3 separate regions of the Homo sapiens genome follow, and regions 2 and 3 are each linked to region 1. A link is a loop called in an ENCODE intact Hi-C map of the cell type or tissue named here. Cell type or tissue: heart left ventricle. All regions are shown on one strand.

Evidence for each region. Peaks named below come from ENCODE experiments on the same cell type or tissue, not always from the same donor. Only the 100,000 strongest peaks of a DNase experiment are listed, where the experiment ranks them.
Region 2: it touches region 1 in a loop (2.2-fold over the local background); 8 of 110 quality-filtered maps call a loop at or near these places.
Region 3: a loop joins it to region 1, with 2.0 times the contacts of the local background. A loop is called at or near these places in 8 of 110 quality-filtered maps.

Annotation. Positions count from the first base shown.
Region 1 is chr1:59,139,150-59,143,149 of GRCh38, reverse strand. The region is part of intron 1 of HSD52 (a long non-coding RNA gene); the gene reads left to right. Among named protein-coding and RNA genes, the nearest start is that of HSD52, 5.7 kb to the left of the region's middle. RefSeq lists enhancers at 2,872-3,371, 3,372-3,873. In heart left ventricle, a CTCF peak has its summit at 1,751; a DNase peak (open chromatin) is centred at 1,749; H3K27ac peaks cover 4,000 bases.
Region 2 is chr1:59,011,854-59,015,853 of GRCh38, reverse strand. No RefSeq gene overlaps it. Among named protein-coding and RNA genes, the nearest start is that of LINC01358, 6.6 kb to the left of the region's middle. RefSeq lists an enhancer at 2,211-2,290. In heart left ventricle, no CTCF peak of the experiment used is centred here; a DNase peak (open chromatin) is centred at 2,383; H3K4me3 peaks cover 706 bases; H3K27ac peaks cover 1,666 bases.
Region 3 is chr1:58,970,005-58,974,004 of GRCh38, reverse strand. No RefSeq gene overlaps it. Among named protein-coding and RNA genes, the nearest start is that of LINC01358, 48 kb to the left of the region's middle. In heart left ventricle, no CTCF peak of the experiment used is centred here; no DNase peak of the experiment used is centred here; H3K27ac peaks cover 576 bases.

The DNA of each region.
Region 1 (4,000 bases):
TAAGAGCCCTGCTTCAGACCCAACCTGCTAAGACATTGTTTTCTCCACTCATTCTCTGCTTTGAACCCTCCAGATCCCATACTTTCTACTGATTATATCAGACGTCTTCTGCCAGGAGTGTTAAGATCCCCCGTGACCACTAATTTATCTTCTCACTGCTTGCCTGGGCCTTTCTCTGAGCTTGGCAACCCCTTCACCATCTTATCCACCTACGTTATCCATCCACCCATCCATTCCGCCACCCAAATTACCCACCTATCTACTACCATCCCTTCAACTACCTACTCACCCATCCACCTCCCCACCCACCTTTCCATTCATCCATCCATTTGTCCACCCAGGCATTAAATTAACATTCACCGTGTATTTATCACCCTCCAGTCACCATATAGAACACAGACTTGGACAAGAAGAAAAGCTGGTCTCCAACTCCTTGTAATTTTTAATCTACAAACGGAAATCAGATAACTGAAGAACTGTACTTTGTGGCAGAAGATATTTTGTGTCATATGGGTGCTATCACAGGCTTCTAAATTAAGCTTCAGGGAATCTGAACTTCTTAAAATCATAAGCAAAATTGTGTGGGTGAGAGGGTGTGTGTGGTGCCTCTTTATATATATATGGGCGTTTCTCAAAGGAGAGGCTCCACGGCTCTGTGATATTGTCAAAGGGGTTTTCCAGGAAATACCAGGGGCCGGGTAAGGAAAAACCCAGGGAAGAAATAGCTTTAGTTTAGGGCTTTAAAGGGAGGAAAATGGAAACTAACATTTATTTCAGACCCACTATGTGCCAGGTAAAACTTCTAGTGTGGCAACCCTAGATATGTCCTTGTTTGGAATATGGGAATGGGTGGGAAACAAGTTGGAGGAAGCTAGCCTTTATTGAGTACTGGGCCAGGCAGCATCATTTTATTTAATGCTTACAGTAACGTTTCAAAATAGGTACAGTCATGTGCCACATACTGTTTTGGTTAGTGGCTGACTGCATATATGATGGTGGCCCCACATGATTATAATACCATATTTTTATGATTATAAGATTATAATACGTTTTCTATTAATTTATAGATGCATGAATATTATTGTATTATAATTCCCTATAATATTCAGCAACGTAACATGCTGTATAGATTTGTAGCCTAGGTGTGTAGTAGGCTACACCATCTAGGTTTGTGTAAGTACACACGATGATGCTTCCACAACGACAAAGTCACCTTAAGGACACATTTCTCAGAATGAATCCTCGTTGTTAACTGTCACATGGCTGTATATTATATGTATCTTACGGAGGAAGACACTCAAAGAGGTAAAGCAAGGCCCACACCCCACAGCCTCGAGGCGTAGAATAAAAAAGATTTGAACTGAAGTCACTTGGGCTCTAGGGCCCATGATCTCTGCATCCCTCCCAGGGCTTCCTGTGGATCAAGCATGTCACTGTGTAAGTGCTTTACACTGTAAAACACCACTCAGTGTAAGAGAAGATGCTGTTGTCTGTGCTTTGAGAACATTAAAAGGGTTTTACAAGCCTAAGGAATTGCTGTCATTAAATTTTCAACAACCTCCAAAAAGAATGACCTTTTCCTGGAGATTCAGCCTATGTAAAAGGTCAGCGAATCTTGGTTCTCACCCAGAGAGTGTTATCACAGCAGTTTCCAGGAACAAGGCTGGGTACAGGGCAGTCACTCAGCAAGCACTTGTGGCTGGGTCTGTTGGCAGAAAGGAGCCCTCAGCCTCATGCCAGCCTCTGTGCCCCCCGACCCCTGCTGGGGTTTCTGCCTGGGGAGGGCAGGAGAGTGCTTCATCATAGCCAGCAGAGGAAGTGTCACCTCAAAACCACCCCTTTGCCTGGAGCCATGGGCCTGGCCAGCAGAATACACACTTCTATGTCCGGAAATTTCTGGAACTTTGAGAAAGCTTGTGTCCCATTCAGCTGCCCACCCAGAGTATTCCCCCTGCTGCCTAATATTCACCCACTCCTTGTGTGCATGAAGGAATTCAAAATCCCTGGACTTCTTGCAAGGGGAAAATTGAACTAAGTGACCTCTAAGTGTCCTTCTAGTCACAGAAAACTGGGATGAATTAAGAGAGAAAAGATTTTTTTCAACTAAAATTTTTTTCTCCTTCAAAGCAAGGACCATATAATTTGTTGATTTGGCCTCATCACACCCTTTACCCTCATGCTCCTGTCCATCTCCACAGCCGCCACCCTCCTCCAGAACACCACTATTATTGCCCCAAATCACTGCTTCAGCCTCCTAACAGCTCTCCCTGCATGTATCTTGTTATGTCCCAGCTGTTCTCAGAAGCCAGATTGGTATTTCTAAATGGATCTCCTATCTCGGGCCTGCTTATAATTCTTCCATTGCCGTCCTTGATGGATTTCAAGACCTGAAGATTTTTCCGACTGTTTGGCTCTCCTTTCACCTCTTCACACATTGTGCCCTTGTACCCTGTGCTCTGGCCACCTCATCCTCACCCACCCACCTTCCCTGGCTCTTTCCATGTGCTGTTGTCCCTGTTGCCTGCATCTCCAAACCCCTCCCTGCCGTAACTCTTTTTCAGCCTGCAGGGCTCAGTCACTAACACAGAGATGCTTCCCTTGAGCCCTCCCCGCTTTGTTTCTTTTTTTTGAGAGGGAGTCTCCCTCTGTTGCCCAGGCTAAAGTGCAGTGGCATGATCTCGGCTCACTGCAACCTCCGCCTCCCAGGTTCAAGCAATTCTTCTTCCTCAGCTTCCCAAGTAGCTGGGATTAAGGCACGCACCACCACACCCAGCTAATTTTTGTATTTTCAGTAAAGACAGGGTTTCACCCTGTTGGCCAGGCTGGTCTTGAACTCATGACCTCAAGTGATCTGCCTGCCTTGGCTTCCAGAGTGCTGGGATTACAGACTACAGGTGTGAGCCACCATGCTGGGCAAACCCCTAACAGAGGAAGAGGTGCCTTCCTCTGTTGTTACTGCACGCACAGTCCTCTTCACCCCATATTGTAATTTTCTGGTAAGTTTTCTGTCTCTGCCACCGGCTGTAAGCTCTGGGCAGGCTGCTTCTCTGTTTGCTGGTTTGTCATATTCTCAGGGTCTTGCCCACAAGGCCTAAGACCCTCACCTTTAAGAGGTACTCCATGAACACGTTTGCACTCCACAGAACAGGGATCTACTCAGAGCGCTGGTGAGGTTAGATTTCTTTGCCCCAGAGCTTGGAAGGCCTCACTGCAGAGGGCCCCAAATGTGGAAACCATTAGTGCCTCCTCCCTCTGCTCTTAGTGAATTTGCTGGGAAGGCAGGGGGCCATGGGAGGCACCTGAATCATATTATAGAGCTTGGAACCAAAGGAAGGCATAACTGAGTGGCCTTCCCTACCCCCAGCCCCTGTTTTTAGCCAGATGACCAGCACCCTGCCCCCTCAGGCACCCTGCCCACCTCTCTGCCAACATGTTCTGGCTGTGACAGCACCACCACCACTGCATAGGCAGGGGCAGTCACATTCAGAGTGGGTGAGGCAGAGAGTCACTTCAACCCTGACATTCTATCTGTCCCTTGTGACTCAGGTTGCCACTTACCCCTGGGGCTTCAGGACACAAGCAGGGATCACCCTTTCAGTAGATATCAGTGATATGGGGAAAAGGCCAGACAGTGGGCTGGGCTGCTGAGTCACTGAGAGTGAGTTTCCCTGCCTTCCGCTCTACCTGAGTTTGCCTGTCTATCTCAAGGGGCGTCTCTTCCCCTCTCTGAGGCCAGTGTGATTCCTGGAATGGATTTAATTCACAGCATGCAGTGGGGATATCCCTTGTCTACCTTTTTCTTTTCTCTCTCTCTTTTTTTTTTTTTTTTTTGAGGCAGAGTCTCGCTCTGTCGCCCAGGCTGGAGTGCAGTGGCATGATCTCGGCTCACTGCAACCTCCGCCTCCCTGGTTCAAGTGGTTCTCCTGCCTCAGCCTCCCGAGTAGCTGAGACTGTAGGTGCACACCACCACACCTGGCTAGTTTTTGTATTTTTAGTAGAG
Region 2 (4,000 bases), 130 kb after region 1:
GGGACATGACAAATTTAGGCTTGACCCTACATGGGTCCAAGGGGATGGAGGTACTTGGTGGCAGGAGGATCCAGACAATCCGTGGCACCTGGAGTTAGGGGAGGTCCAAGCTGATTTCCCTTTTATTCTCCAAGGGGATCTCTGAAGGGGACACAATTTGCTGCCTATAATAGCAGCCCCTGCCCTGTTCCAGTCTCCTCAGTCACCCTCAGACCTAGACAAAGCTCTATCCATGGTGTTCCAAGCAATGCTGGAAGCCATGTGTTCACCCTCATCACCACGAGCACATCCCCACATGGGCCTCTCTTGAAACAGGCTCAGTAAGGCCTCCTATGTCCGTCTTAAGTCTCTCCCATAGGCCAGACTCTACAATGGGTAGAAGGGATATAGTGTGAAGATGTGTACAAGCTGCTTCAGAAATACTTGGAGGGAGCAGCACTCTGCTTAGGGGAATTCAGGAAGGCTTCATAGAGGAGCTGGGGTTTGAATTGGGCCTTTAAGCATAAGGAGGGTGTTTTTTTGTTTTGTTTTGTTTTGTTTTTCCAGCTAGAGAAGAGGGAGAAGAGCACCCTAAGTCAAGGGACCAGCATGAAGCACAGAAGAGCATGGCAAGTGTTTCAGGGAGTGGCCACATGTCAAAGGGCATGTGGATGTGGCCATTGAGTGGCAGAGCAAGCCTGGGACTGGCTCAGGGAGGGCTCTGAGTGCCACGCTCCAGGTCTTGGACCAGCTGCATAGGGTGAGAGGAACATAGGTGGTTTCTAAGCAGGGAAGCAATGATACTGCGGTCAGAACACTCTTGTAGCTCTGGAGGAGATTCTTTTCATGGGGGGTAGAGAGAGTGAGATTTGATGGAGACCAGCAAGGAGGCTGTAGCACTGGTCTAGGTGAGGGGCAGTAAGAGTCTGAATGAGGCAAATGGCTGTGGGGAAAGAGAAAGGTGGACAAATTTGAGAGATATTGGGCAGATAGAATAAACAGAACTCAAGGCCTGATCAGATAAGACAGCAGAGAGTTAGAAGGACTCCAGGCTTCCTGCAAGGGCTTTTGGGGATGATGGTGTCACCAGGTGGGGAATTTGGAGAGAGAACAGATTGGGGAAAAGAGCAAAAATTCCATTTTGAACAGGGTGGGTTTGAGGTTTCTGTCTGATATCAGGTGAGATGCTATGGCACCATAGGTGGTAGCACTATCCAGAGGTGGATGGAGGGAGAGGTTGTACAGAAACAAGCGAGGCACTGAGAACCATATAACAATGAGAGAAAGAAACTATACACCATCTTTTTGAGCCTCCATGTCTCCTAGAATTCAGGATTGCTATTGGTAGAAAGATTCTTCAGTCTTCAAACCAAATATGCAGACATCAAGATTAGGTTTACACCTTCTGCCTGAAACAAACATTTACCTATCCCAGAATCCCAAGATTTTGCTAAAACATACTAGCCTTTCATTTTAAAAATCTTTATTTCCTTAAAACACAACAAATTTCAGTCTGTGGTTGGAGGCAGAAAGAGCTCAACCTAAAATGAAAGCTCAGCGTTTGAGGCAGCCCTTTTCACAGCTGGCTCTTACCTACATGATATTGTCCAAAATTCCTTGTACAAGATTAGCAGATTTTCTCTGTATTACCAATTTACATATTTTTCTTCCAGCCATCAAAAAGAGTATTTCAGGATTTTAAAATTTCCTTCTGGCATGGTACACAATAAGGAATAGCAACATGGTCCCTGGTCACCGAGGCTCCCATGTGCCTAGGAGAAAATGTTTATGGTACAATTTAGCCTGAAGCAAATCCACCGTCAGCATTTTCATAAACCTCACAGAAAGAAGAAACAAAAGCTGTTAAAATGTGAAAATAATTAGGGAAGAGACTTTCCCAGGGAACGAACATGGCCCACACTATACAGAGGGAAGAATAAACAAACTTTGGAGAGGTTATGGAGCTGTAAAACCCTTGTTTATTTCTGAAAAAAGAAATAAAGTTGGAGAAAAGCCACTAGGTCTGCATAATAATAAATCGCGTTCCAGGGGGCGGGGAAGGAGGAGTGAGACCGTAAATTCAGAGTCAAAAACAAAGCAACATTCCAGCACACGTCCCTGGTGGCGTGTGAACCTGCGCCGTTTGCTTTCTGGAGAGATCTGGCTCCTGCCAGTGTCAGTGTCCTTGCAAAGTCAAAGTACCCTGCCTGGTTGCTCCTTGGGGTGGTCACCCATCAGAAAAGCATTTGGCTTGGGTTAAGATTTCTAAATCAAGTCTTAGGGTTGTTCAACTTTCAAAAAGAAAGAAAAAAAGCAAAACACCCTAGTTCCCTCTTCTCGAGCTGAACTTTCCACAGCAGTTTCAGCGCTGACAGAAACTGCAAGGAGCTCAGTGAGGCGCGGCCAGGGCCGGCCCAGGAAGGCCCTGGAGGAAATTCCCATAGCCCGGTGCCCTTGGAAGGGGAGCTCCCTAGGCCTCTTCCCACCCTAGGCTGTGAGTAAATTTGCCTGTGAAAGGTCACAACGGTCTCTTGGCTAAGGGATTTTTCTCCAGGCAAACACCCCAGGTTTCTGGGAGAGACAGGTACCGTTTCCTGAGAAGTCAACCTCCTAGAAACACCGAGAATAACTGAAAACCCTGTGCCTTATAAAATGAGCACAGGGGTGGGGCACCAAGCTGCAGTTTTCACAAGTGGTGAAGAGCCCAATAACATTCTTTGCTTCAGATCTGTAGACTTTTTTCTGTGTTTTTAAATGGAAATTCAAGTGAAGGAATTTAATTCATTGAATATTGACTGAGTGCCTACTACCTGCGTATGCCAGCTTCAAAAGCACTGTATTATATATTCCGCATAACAATTCTGTGAGATAAATACCATTATCATTTCATATTACAGATGAGGATGAGGAAGCGGAGGATCAGAGCTTACGTGATTGGCTCAGTATCACACAGTACCACACAATAAACGGTGAGAATAGAATGCAAACTACAGCCTCTATCTTCATTTCTCTTAATCACTAAGCTCTGCAGTTTTGAGTAACAGAAGGTTCCTGCCTACAGAAGCTAACTGGTTCAAAAATACAGGAGTCGAAATTTTACTACAGTTAATTAGGTTCCCTGAGAGCTGAGTAACAATAATAACAATAATAGTGCTAAGAAATTACTAATTAATGAGCACTGACTATATATGCTCAAGCTAAGTGCTTTCCCTGTGTTATTTTAACCTCTCCACAAAAGCACCCTTTGAGGAAGCTGGTATTCCCATTTTACAGACGAAGTAACTGAGTCAGAGAGCAGATGACGATCTTCCCGAAGCTCACCCAGCTAGTAGGTGGCAGAACAATCTCAGAGTGTCAGTTAGGTTCTACCAGTGGCTCAAAGACAGGTTCATGTGAAGAGTCCTGGGGTCTTGGTGGTCACTGCAGAATATCACCTATAGGCATAATATTTTCTTTTTTAAACTTGAAATGACTAAATGTATAATTTTGTGCTAAGTCGCATGCCATCTTAACAGGTTTCTGGGATGGGCAAAAGCCAAAGACCTAAATGAAAGTATAAGGTTGAAAAAGTATGAAGGCAAAACATAAAATTAATACATCTCTATCTTTTGACTTCTTTCTCTCCTTGTAAAGTGAGTATAGAGGGTTCCTATTGAATTTCATCAGTGGGTCACATCGGTTCAGCTATTGCGTTCCACGAAAGGAGAGTTAGAACCCACCTCCACCACCCGGCCATGTTTTGTCATTCTTTAATATTAATGTAATAGCAGCTGCCCTTTTTCGAGCATCTACATATGACAGTTAGGTTTTTATCCTATTTTACAGATGAGGAGATTCTGGCTCACAGAGGTGAAGTGATCTGCTCAAGATGAAATAGCCAGCTGGTGAAATTACTGAGACAAGCACTCAGGTCCGTGGAGATTTTGTGCAGGGTTATTTCAAATCCCCCACATTAGTTCCATGCCTCATTCTTATTTCTTTATTTCTGCTATTTTTTCCCCTTCACTTGATGTCATAGTTT
Region 3 (4,000 bases), 170 kb after region 1:
ATTCAAAAGTTATGTCTATCATTGTTAACATTCTCAGCTGAGACCCAGAGAGGTCAGAGAAGGAACAAATACTTACCAGATGCTCCCTTCTAAAGAGGTAGGCAGATGACATGTGCTGGCAGTAAGGAAAGTAGATACTATCCCTCCCCTCAGAAAGCATAGACTCAAGGGCAAATTCAGGTGAATTGTATGGATGATTCTAAGACATTCTTGTGTTGAGACATTACTGTATCCAGTGGATTTATGTCAGGGCTTGCATTGCCTTCTCGTCTGCAGGAGAGCCGACCCCTTGTCCAGGTGTCCAATCATGCTTCAGGATGTCACAGGGGCTCTGATTAGCTGTTTGGGTGGGGTCCTATCAGGGTGCAAATGATGAAAAGGATCACTTCCTTCTGGGGTCAGGAATTGCATGGATAATTGCATGCACCCTGATAAGACCCCACCTGAACAGCTAATCGGAGCCCCTCTGACACCCTGAAGCATGATTGGACACTTGGACAAGGGTCTGCTCTCCTTCTGAAGACAAGAAGCCAATGCAAGCCCTGATATAAATCCACTGGATACAAAAACGTCTCAACACAAGAATGTGTTAGAATCATCCTTACAATTCACTAGCCTGGGAATAGTGCAAACCAAAACCAGACAAGAACTCTGACCTCAAAGAACATCCACTCTAATGGAGAGAAAAAAAGACATCTGAATGAATGCCCATGGTAATTTAGCATAAATTAAGTGATGTGGAAAAAAAATAAAATGGGAATGAGAATGAATGTTTGTTGGTGGCGGAGGAGGACTGCTTTCCCTAGAGTGTTTAGGGAAAGTCTCTCTGAAGAGGTGACACAGAGTGAGACCTGAATGATGAGAAGCAGGCAACCATGGGGAGATCTGGGGACACTCTGCAGGCAGGAGGAACTGCAAAGGTCCTGGGACAGGCATCAGCTGGTGTATTCAAGAGACAGAAATCAGGCCATCATGGCTAGAATGGAGGGAGCCATGGGGTATATATTTAGTAGAAGACCCAGAAGGGCCCATTCACATGCTTCAGAGAATGTAGCTTTTCCTGTGTGAAGAGGATTTAAGGACAGAATGTGGAATAAGGCAGAGGTTTTACTGTCAGAGTTAAAAGGGTAGCTTTCCTGGGAGAGTCAGCTTGATGTAAAGGGGATATCCCCACTCTGCCTCTTCCCAACTGTGTGAACTTGGGCAAGTGATTTAATCTCTCTGGACCTCACCCTCCTCCTGCATACAGTGGAGATGATGATATCTGCCTCACAGACCAGAAGTGAGACTAGACAATAAGCACTGGCTCATCCCCTTCTCCTGGTAGATAGTTAAAAAAAAAAAAAAATCACCCTGGGGACCATGGGGCATCTGGCATGCTCTTGAAGCTAGTCACTAGCAAGGTTTTGACAACTTATTTCTTAACAAATAGATCATCATCTGTCCATCTCAATGAATGGTATACTGTTCAAGCAGTACCCGTACCTCTTCAGGATCTGCACAGTTAAAACTACTGGGCTGCCCTCAGGTGATGTAGGTCCATCCAAGGACCACACTTTGATTAGCAAGGATTTAGAGCCAAGGGGCTTCCATAGCACAGACAATATTGGATCCACCACCAAAAGGTTACAAATCAACAGTATGCTTTTAGTAGTTTATTACTGAATTCATTAGATAAATAAATGTTCCTACAGTGCCTACTATGCACTAGACATCATTCTGGGAAGTAGGATTTCAGTGGCAAACATTGATCAGGGCTTGTTCTCAAACAACACTTATCCTGTAGCAGACAGCCAATTAAACAAGCAATTAAGATCATCTAAGTGCAGAGCCTGGGGGTGTCCAGTGTGTTAGCTTGAGAACGTCAGGGAAGATCTCCTAGATGAAGTGACACTAAGGTGGAGAGCTGGCCCTGAGGAGGTGTGCAGGCAGAGGGAACAGCATCACCAGGGGCCAAGGCCACCCAGCCAGTCAGAGGCACAACCCTGATTTAAATCAGGTCTCTTATCTAAAGACTTGCTCTTACTAGTATCTTCCATGCTGTATGAATCAAGTCTTGCAAAAGAGCAGCTGCTAGCTGTCCTTCCCCAGCGATGTCAGAGCAGCCACTCCCGACTGGAAAGATATCTGTTCTGAGCAGAGGTCTCGGCATCACCTGACAGGCATGGCCATTACGAAATTTGCCTCCACACCAGACATGTGGCACCACAAACACCATCCAGGCATTGCTTCAAACAACCTTCCTCCCAAAGACTCCTGACTGGGAAATGTGATTGCCCTCTGATTGCTGCTAATAATAGCCTTATTTTTTTTAAGCAACAATGAACTTTGAAACTTGGGTGATGGTAGCTGGTCACATCAGCTTGGGTGAAGTTCATCAGAAAGTAAAAGTCCAGCGACCTAGAAGTTTCCAGGACTCTCTAAGAGGGAAAGATACAGAAATTCACCTGAAACAAGGACCCTCTATGTGGCAGACAGTGTACACGCCTTATTTACATTAAGTAGAGGTGACACAGACCTGGCATGAAACTTCGAATGTAGCTGTGTGACTTTGGGCAAGTCACTTAACATCTATCAATCTCAGTTTCCTCATCTATTAAATGGGAGATGGATTCCTACCTTACCTGTCTTATGTGTGATGATGTTCATAAAATGCTAAGCTCAGTGAGTGGTACATTGTCAGCACTCAGTAAGTGAGGATGGGAAATAGTCTTATTACACCCCAGAGAGGTAAGAACAGATGAGGAGACAGATGCAAAAAGGTTAAGCGATTTCTCTAGTCTCCAAAGCAGGTAAATGATAATTCAGATTTGAAGTCAAGTCTACCTTCAAATCCTAGAATCTTTCTTCAGTTCTTCATGTTCTGTTTCTTTTAGAATTATACCCTTTGCCATCTGACTTTGCTGTGCCTCCCCCTAGAGTGGGCAAATGTGTCTTCCTGTGCAGTGATATTGGGCTTGACCATTGACTTGCCCTGGGCAAAGTTATGGGGGTGGAAACAACAGCATGACAGTTCTGGGCTGAGACCTCAAGAAGCTTGATCTGTTTCTACTTATCTCTTGCTTCTGCTCCTGTCTCATGTCTCATTTACCACCATGAAAAGGGCAAGTCTGAGGTTCTTTCAGCCTGGCCCCCAGAATGAGACAAAAGAAGCAGACTCAAACTGACCCAAAGCCCTGGGCCTGCACCTTGAACCTGAGGTATCCAGCCAACTCTCAGTGAGAAAAATAAATGCTTGTAGTTGTAAGCAACTGAGTTTCGTGTGGTTTGTTACCCAGCATGATGGTGGCAATATCTGACTAATACACTGTCATAAAAAAGTACAGCCTAGCCAGGCCAGCACTGCAAGTATTTATTGAGTACCTGCTGTGTGTGACGGAAGTAAAACAGAATTTAAAATTATTTCTACCCATGAAGATGGTTTTATCATTCTTCCTATCTCTTTTGCCAAACATTGTCATGACATAGAGTGGAAAACCACAAATCTTTATTTTATTTTTTAAAAATGAAATAAATGTTTATATGTATTTATATTGTTGAAGAGAAAAGCATAGCTTCATTAAAAGATAACGAGCAATATTGAGGCACATATTTTCTAGGAACTCAGCAGTGGATATTAGATTAGCCTACTGAGAATTTGTAAGAGTTGGCTAGTCCTTAAGGGATGGGAAGGATTTAAAGAGGCTGGACATAGCCCTCCAGCCAAATCACACAGCTTTCACCTTCAGGTTTATTTGCTGGGGTGGAGAAGAATGTGACAGACCTGAGTTCAAATCTTCAGGCTGCCAGTTTCTAGCTGTGGGACCTTGAGCAAGTCATCCATCCCTGACCTTCAGATGAGCTCCCCTAGGTTTCTTTCCTGTACCTGGAAGGGCCCCCTCCAGACCTTTGTATGCCTGTAAAGTCCTACTTGACTCCTTCTCCCCCAAGAACTAAGGCTTCTCCCTCTTTTGTCCCAGCCACACCGGACTGAAATGATCTGGGCCCAAGGGTCCTCTGG